Regions from separate parts of the Homo sapiens genome. Here region 2 is linked to region 1. The links are chromatin contacts, found by Hi-C or POLR2A ChIA-PET in ENCODE. All regions are on one chromosome and are shown on one strand. The core of a region is the stretch at or near the end of the contact, and the rest is flanking DNA. Distances in the headings are between cores, read along the strand shown. Region 1 holds the start of LRIG1 (leucine rich repeats and immunoglobulin like domains 1). Region 2 holds the start of PPP4R2 (protein phosphatase 4 regulatory subunit 2).

Region 1 (2,700 bases), core at 2-2,501:
GCTTTGTTAACTATTATTTCTCCTTTAACTCTGTCTCTTACGAATACACAATGGCTTCTTGAAAATTATCTTAAAAAGACTCTGATTAAAACAAAAACCCAATGACAACAACAAAGCAACCCCTTTATCAAAGGCTGCAGCATTTCTAGAAGTACCCTTCAACTCACTAGCTGGGAAGGAGAGTGCACTTTTTTTTTTTTTTGAGACGGAGTTTCGCTCTGTCACCCAGGCTGGAATTCAGTGACAATTCAGTGACAAGTCTCTGCTCATTGCAGCCTCCGCCTCCGGGGTTCAAGCAGCTCTCCTGTCCCAGCCTCCCGTAGCTGGTATTACAGGTGTGCACCACCACACCTGGCTAATTTTTTTATTTTTCATTTTTAGTACAGACGGGGTTTTACCATGTTGGCCAGGCTGGTCTCGAATTCCTGACCTCAGGTGATCCGCCCGCCTTGGCCTGCCAAACTGCTGGGATTACAGGCGTGAGCCACCACTCCTGGCCGAGGGTGCACCTTTGAGACTAGGTTTCTGCAGCACACATTCATTTTAGTAATCAAGGACATATTGCTGGATTTAGGACGTGAAGAACAAGTCAGGAGCAGATGCTCCAGGCTGCTCGAGGAGGAAGGGGACCACGCCTAATGAAATAACCAAGGATGTCCCAGTCAGGAAGAAATGTGTTAAGTTTTAAACCTGTGTCTTCGCTTTTGGAAGGAACCTGGAAAACGGACGCGGGTTTGCTTCTAATCTGCAGTCCTGCTTGCAGCCTGAGGAGGACGTAAAAAGCCTTGGGGCCAGACAGCCCCAAAACGGGGGCGTTTTACCCTCTTAACTTTCTCTCCCCTTCTTGACGCAGAGGGCGTATCTTCACGCCTCCTTTCCCCAGCCCGCGTTCCCGTTCTCCAACAACAACCTGCGTGTCTCCTTTAAGAGGCGGGGGCCGTCCCTCCCTTTCTCCTCCCAGTCTCCCGCCCTTCACACCTTGGGTGGGAAAAGAGTGTGGGGGCGGGGTAGCCGGTGAAGCGGGAGGGGCGGGATCACAGCGAGCGCTCCAATGGCCCTCGAGGCTGGCCACGGTGGACTCCGGCAGCCAATGAGCAGCAGGCGGGGAGGCGTGGCGGGGCGCTGTTGCAAAGCATCCAACGTGGGCCAGCAGGCGGCCGCGGAGCGCGGAGCCTAGGGGGTGTGTGCGGGCGAGCGGCCGGGGGCGGGGCTTGGGGGACCGGCCGGGGCTGGGCCGCGGGGAGGCGAACAGCAAGCGGCTGATTGTTCGGCTGCGAGGTCGGCGGGACTCTTGCTGCGCGGAGGAGCCGTGCGGAACCCGAGGCTGCGCGCGCGCGCGCGCTCTCTGGCCGCGGCGTGGGGACAGCGAGGCGCACTGGGGCCTCCCAGCGCGGGGCCGGCCGCGCCGTCCAGCCCGAGGTCTACGGCTTTGCGCTCCGAGCCCAGAGGAAGATGCCTGCCGGCACCGAGCTCGGGCTGCGGGGCTGAACGCCTGTCTTCCAGGCGCAGCGGCAGCACTGCCCTCGGCCGGTGTCGGTAGCGGCACTCGGCGTGCCCCGGGCGGACGAAGAGCGCAGGCTGGGTACACCTTGCCCGAATCGGCGGAGTTCGCAGCTAGCGCGGGCGGGCCGGCCGGCCCGGATGGGCGCGGGGTTTGCGGCCCCCGCCGGGTGCTCCGGAGCGGCCCGGGCACCGGGGGCACGCTGAGTGCCGGAGCCGCGGCCGCAGAGAGAACTTGGGGCGGGGGCCATGCCCCGGTGCGGAGTCTAGAGCCGAGCGGAGCGCCCCGCGGGCCCGCCCGCGTCTGCGGCCGTTCGGGTCCTCACAGTCCCCGCGCCCGGAGTTCGCAGCGCGCTCCAGACAAGATGGCGCGGCCGGTCCGGGGAGGGCTCGGGGCCCCGCGCCGCTCGCCTTGCCTTCTCCTTCTCTGGCTGCTTTTGCTTCGGCTGGAGCCGGTGACCGCCGCGGCCGGCCCGCGGGCGCCCTGCGCGGCCGCCTGCACTTGCGCTGGGGACTCGCTGGACTGCGGTGGGCGCGGGCTGGCTGCGTTGCCCGGGGACCTGCCCTCCTGGACGCGGAGCCTGTGAGTGCCGCCCTTTCCGCCCTCTCTGCGCCCCGGGGCTCTGTCACTTGGGGATGGAGCGGCGGGGGTTCGTACTCAGGGAGGGGGTGCGGACTGGGTTGTGTGTGTGGAGTTGTGCGTGCTTGTGCGTGTTGGAAGACTGTCAGGTTGGAGTGGCGGAAGGGAGATTCTGCGTGGAGGTCCGGGGGAGTAGGCGTGCGAGAGAGCCTGGAGAAGAAGAGCGTGCCTCGTGGGGTCTGGAGACGAGCGAGCGTGGGTCGTAGAGATTTGGGGGTTAGCCAGCACGCGTCGTGCGGGCCATCTGGGGGTGAGTGAGTGGGAGTCTGGAGCTGAGTGTGTTTGCGGGTGGGTGGGTGGGAAACGTCTGGAGAAGAGTGTGAAGAAGTCTGTGGGGGTATGTGGGTGCGTTTCCTTTTCCTCTCCTGTAATCCAACTATTTGGTGTCTGAGCTCCTTGGTCTTCCAGTGGGTAATGAATGAAGGTGACTGTTGGGTCCAGTCTTTCGTTTACATTATTTATTAGTTGATAGTGTGTGTAGCCGTCTCCTGATCCCCGAAGACCGTGGTGGCCTGACTTGCCTCTCTGTGCGGGGCAGAAGGCAGTCTTCCCCCGAGGAC
Region 2 (2,700 bases), core at 122-2,621, 6.5 Mb before region 1:
ACAAATGCATGTTTTCAACTCACATTGTTTCTCCAGTCTTGGCTACATGACAAAGAAACTGATCCAGGACAGGACAAACTTCCTTTTTCCCCCTCTTCTCAAAATCTAGATGAAGGAAGAAAAAAAAACGTTATCAGTTTTCTCAAAAGCGCTCTAAAAACAAACTTTCCTCCTAGTCCTTTACCTTATTAAAAATCAATTAAATACAAAATTAAAAAAATAAGGCCTCTCAACCAAATTACCACCTCAATCCTCCAAGTTCTACTTCCAACATGTCACCCTCTTTACAGATAACAAGAATCCTCCTAAAGGGGGCACTCAACTTCACAAACCATTTTTAACGCAGTGCTTCTCGAAGTGTGGTCCGGGGGAACACCAGCATTATATTAAGCTGGGAATCCAGTGAAAATAAAAATCCCCAGGCCCCGACTCCCACCAATTGTTCATCTAAGTCCATAAATCTGCCTTTCTAAGAAGCACCAACTACCCCAAGTTGCCGTCCCCAAATGATTCTGAATGTCAAAGAATAATTCTCAAAACGCTGAAATCTCTCTACTCGAAGTTTGTAAGCCACTGTTCTCAAGCCTGTTGCGTGGAAGGCGTGCAATCAAGAACAGTGAAGGCAACCACCTCGAAATTAGGGCGCGGAAAGATGACTTCAAAAGCCCTGAAAAAGGCATACTGAGACAACTTAAAAGTTGCGATGCTACCCCCTACCCCCGCCCCCACCAACCGTTTACTTTTTCTCCCACCCCAACGCCTAGCGTACGGGTAGCCTGGTGGAGAAAAGAGGATATCTGGGAGGGAGGGGTCTGCGGGTCCGCCACTCGTCCCCTGAACGGGTGGGAGAAAGACTGGGGCCCCCGCAAGAGTTTCCCCGGCTCCCCTCCCCCAGCCCAGACGCCGGCGGCCGACACAAAGCCAGAGCGGGGCGGGAGAGAGCTGCCCACAGGGCTCCCCGCCCCTGGGGAGGTGGAGGGGGATGGGAGCCCGGGAAGCACTCTCCCCACGCCGCGCCCGGCCCCGGTCCTCGGAACCATCCGCCCTGAAAGGAGAGAAGAGCGAGCCGGAGAAGGTGAGGGGGAATGGAGAGGGGGCAGCTACCCCCACCTTTCAGCGCCTCCTGGAGCCTCTCGACGTCCATGGCTTCCCGGAGTCCCTCACAGCCTCCGCCTCCCTCCGCGGGTCTCTTGGGGACCGGAACGCCTCCCCCCACCCCCCCGACGCCCTCCCCCTCCCTCGCACACACTCCGGCACGCAGGCGACCGGGGGGGGGAAACGAAGGGAGCCGGGGGAAGCGTGCGAGAGAGCAAGACCGACAGAGCGAGCACCTCCCCAAGCCGCTACCACCAACCCTCCAACATGGCGCCCGGTACGTCACCGCGCGCACGCTCCCTGCCGCCGTCCTCGCTCCCGCCGCGCGCTCCGGCCCGGAACCCGAGAGCGCGTGCGCGGCCGAGGTGTGACGCTGGGGCCCAGTGGCGTCTGCGTCCCGGCGGCTTCCAGAGCCTCAGCCCCAGCCCCAGCCCCAGGCCCAGGCTCCGCGGAGCTGAAGACTGGACGGTCAGGCGAGAGGGTTGCAGGCGGACTCCTAGGCTTTGAATCCCTGCCATTTCCTCTCTGTGTGAACTTAAGCTACTTACTTCGCCTGTCTGAGCCTCATTTTCCCCATCTGTACAGTAAGGGCACTGGTACTGATGCCCTATGCAGTTGCTGTGAGAATTCAGTGTATACACTTCACGTTCAGAATGCGCCTAAAAAACGTAGAGCGAGGCCGGGCAGGGGGCTCAGGCCGGTGATCCCAACACTTTGGGAGGGAGGCCGAGGCGAGAGGATCGCTTGAGCCCAGGAGTTCGAGACCAGTCTGGGTAACAAAATGACCCCGCTCCCTCGCCCTTCTCTATATAAAAATAAATACAGGCCGGGCGCGGTGACTCAAGCCTGTAATCCCAGCACTTTGGGAGGCTGGGGCGGGCGGAGCACCTGAAGTCAGGAGTTGAAGACCAACCTGGCCAACATGGCGAAACCCCGTCTCTACTAAAAATACAAAATGTAGTCGGGCGTGGTCGCTCGTGCCTGTAATCCCAGTTACTCGGGAGGCTGAGGCACGAGAATCGCTTGAATCCAGGAGGCGGAGGTTGCAGTGAGCCGATATCGCGCCACTGCCTCCAGCCTAGGCGACAAAGCGAGACTGTTTCAAAAAAATAATAATAAAATTAACAATACATACATACACTAAGCATTGCTAATAATCCTAACAAGAATACCTCCCTGCTTAACCCAACGTTCGTTCGTCACTGGCCCACCTGTGGCAAGAAGTAATGTATACAGCAAAGTCATTAAGAGCTCAAGGTTTGGAATCAATATTCAAATCCCAACTCAACTACTTACTCCTTGTGTGGCCCTGAAGTAGTTACCTAAACTCAGGCAGCTTCAGGGTTCTTATTTATAAAATGAGGGTTGTAAAACGGCCACGAGGATTGAGTGAAATGGCAAATGTGAAACATTTGGCACAGTGCGTGAAACCTGGAACACTCAACGTGGCTGGGTTTTTATTACCACTGTTAGCATTATTACATGACATAATCTCCCAGGAGGTAGGAGAGGGCGGAAACCTCAGAAGTCCTCTGCAGCCCTGACATTTTACAAATGGGAAAGCTGTGTCACAGACAGCAAGTCTGGGGAGACAGAACTAGAACC

The links. A loop is a pair of places that touch in the nucleus more often than their neighbours do. ChIA-PET counts read pairs that join two places held with the same protein, here RNA polymerase II (POLR2A). Pooled maps may share reads with other maps.
Region 2: a loop to region 1 is called in a pooled map, with 6 times the contacts of the local background. The contact joins the promoter of PPP4R2 here to the promoter of LRIG1 in region 1. A Hi-C loop is called at or near these places in 1 of 37 single-sample maps with no recorded cell type and 4 of 50 pooled maps. POLR2A ChIA-PET finds 5 or more read pairs at or near these places in 1 of 52 experiments (OCI-LY7).

The regions. Positions count from the first base shown.
Region 1 is chr3:66,499,573-66,502,272 of GRCh38, reverse strand. LRIG1 (leucine rich repeats and immunoglobulin like domains 1) reads left to right here and starts at 1,251. Exons shown (of 19, transcript NM_015541.3): 1 at 1,251-2,083. The coding sequence starts at 1,866. RefSeq lists silencers at 882-1,541, 1,562-1,701, 1,742-1,821, 1,842-2,051 and enhancers at 1,154-1,654, 1,655-2,155.
Region 2 is chr3:72,995,482-72,998,181 of GRCh38, reverse strand. PPP4R2 (protein phosphatase 4 regulatory subunit 2) reads right to left here and starts at 1,371. Exons shown (of 9, transcript NM_174907.4): 1 at 1,111-1,371; 2 at 24-105. The coding sequence starts at 1,144. It overlaps LOC124909395 (a long non-coding RNA gene), which reads left to right and starts at 991. Exons shown (of 2, transcript XR_007095961.1): 1 at 991-1,075. RefSeq lists enhancers at 387-436, 1,697-1,746 and a silencer at 887-1,516.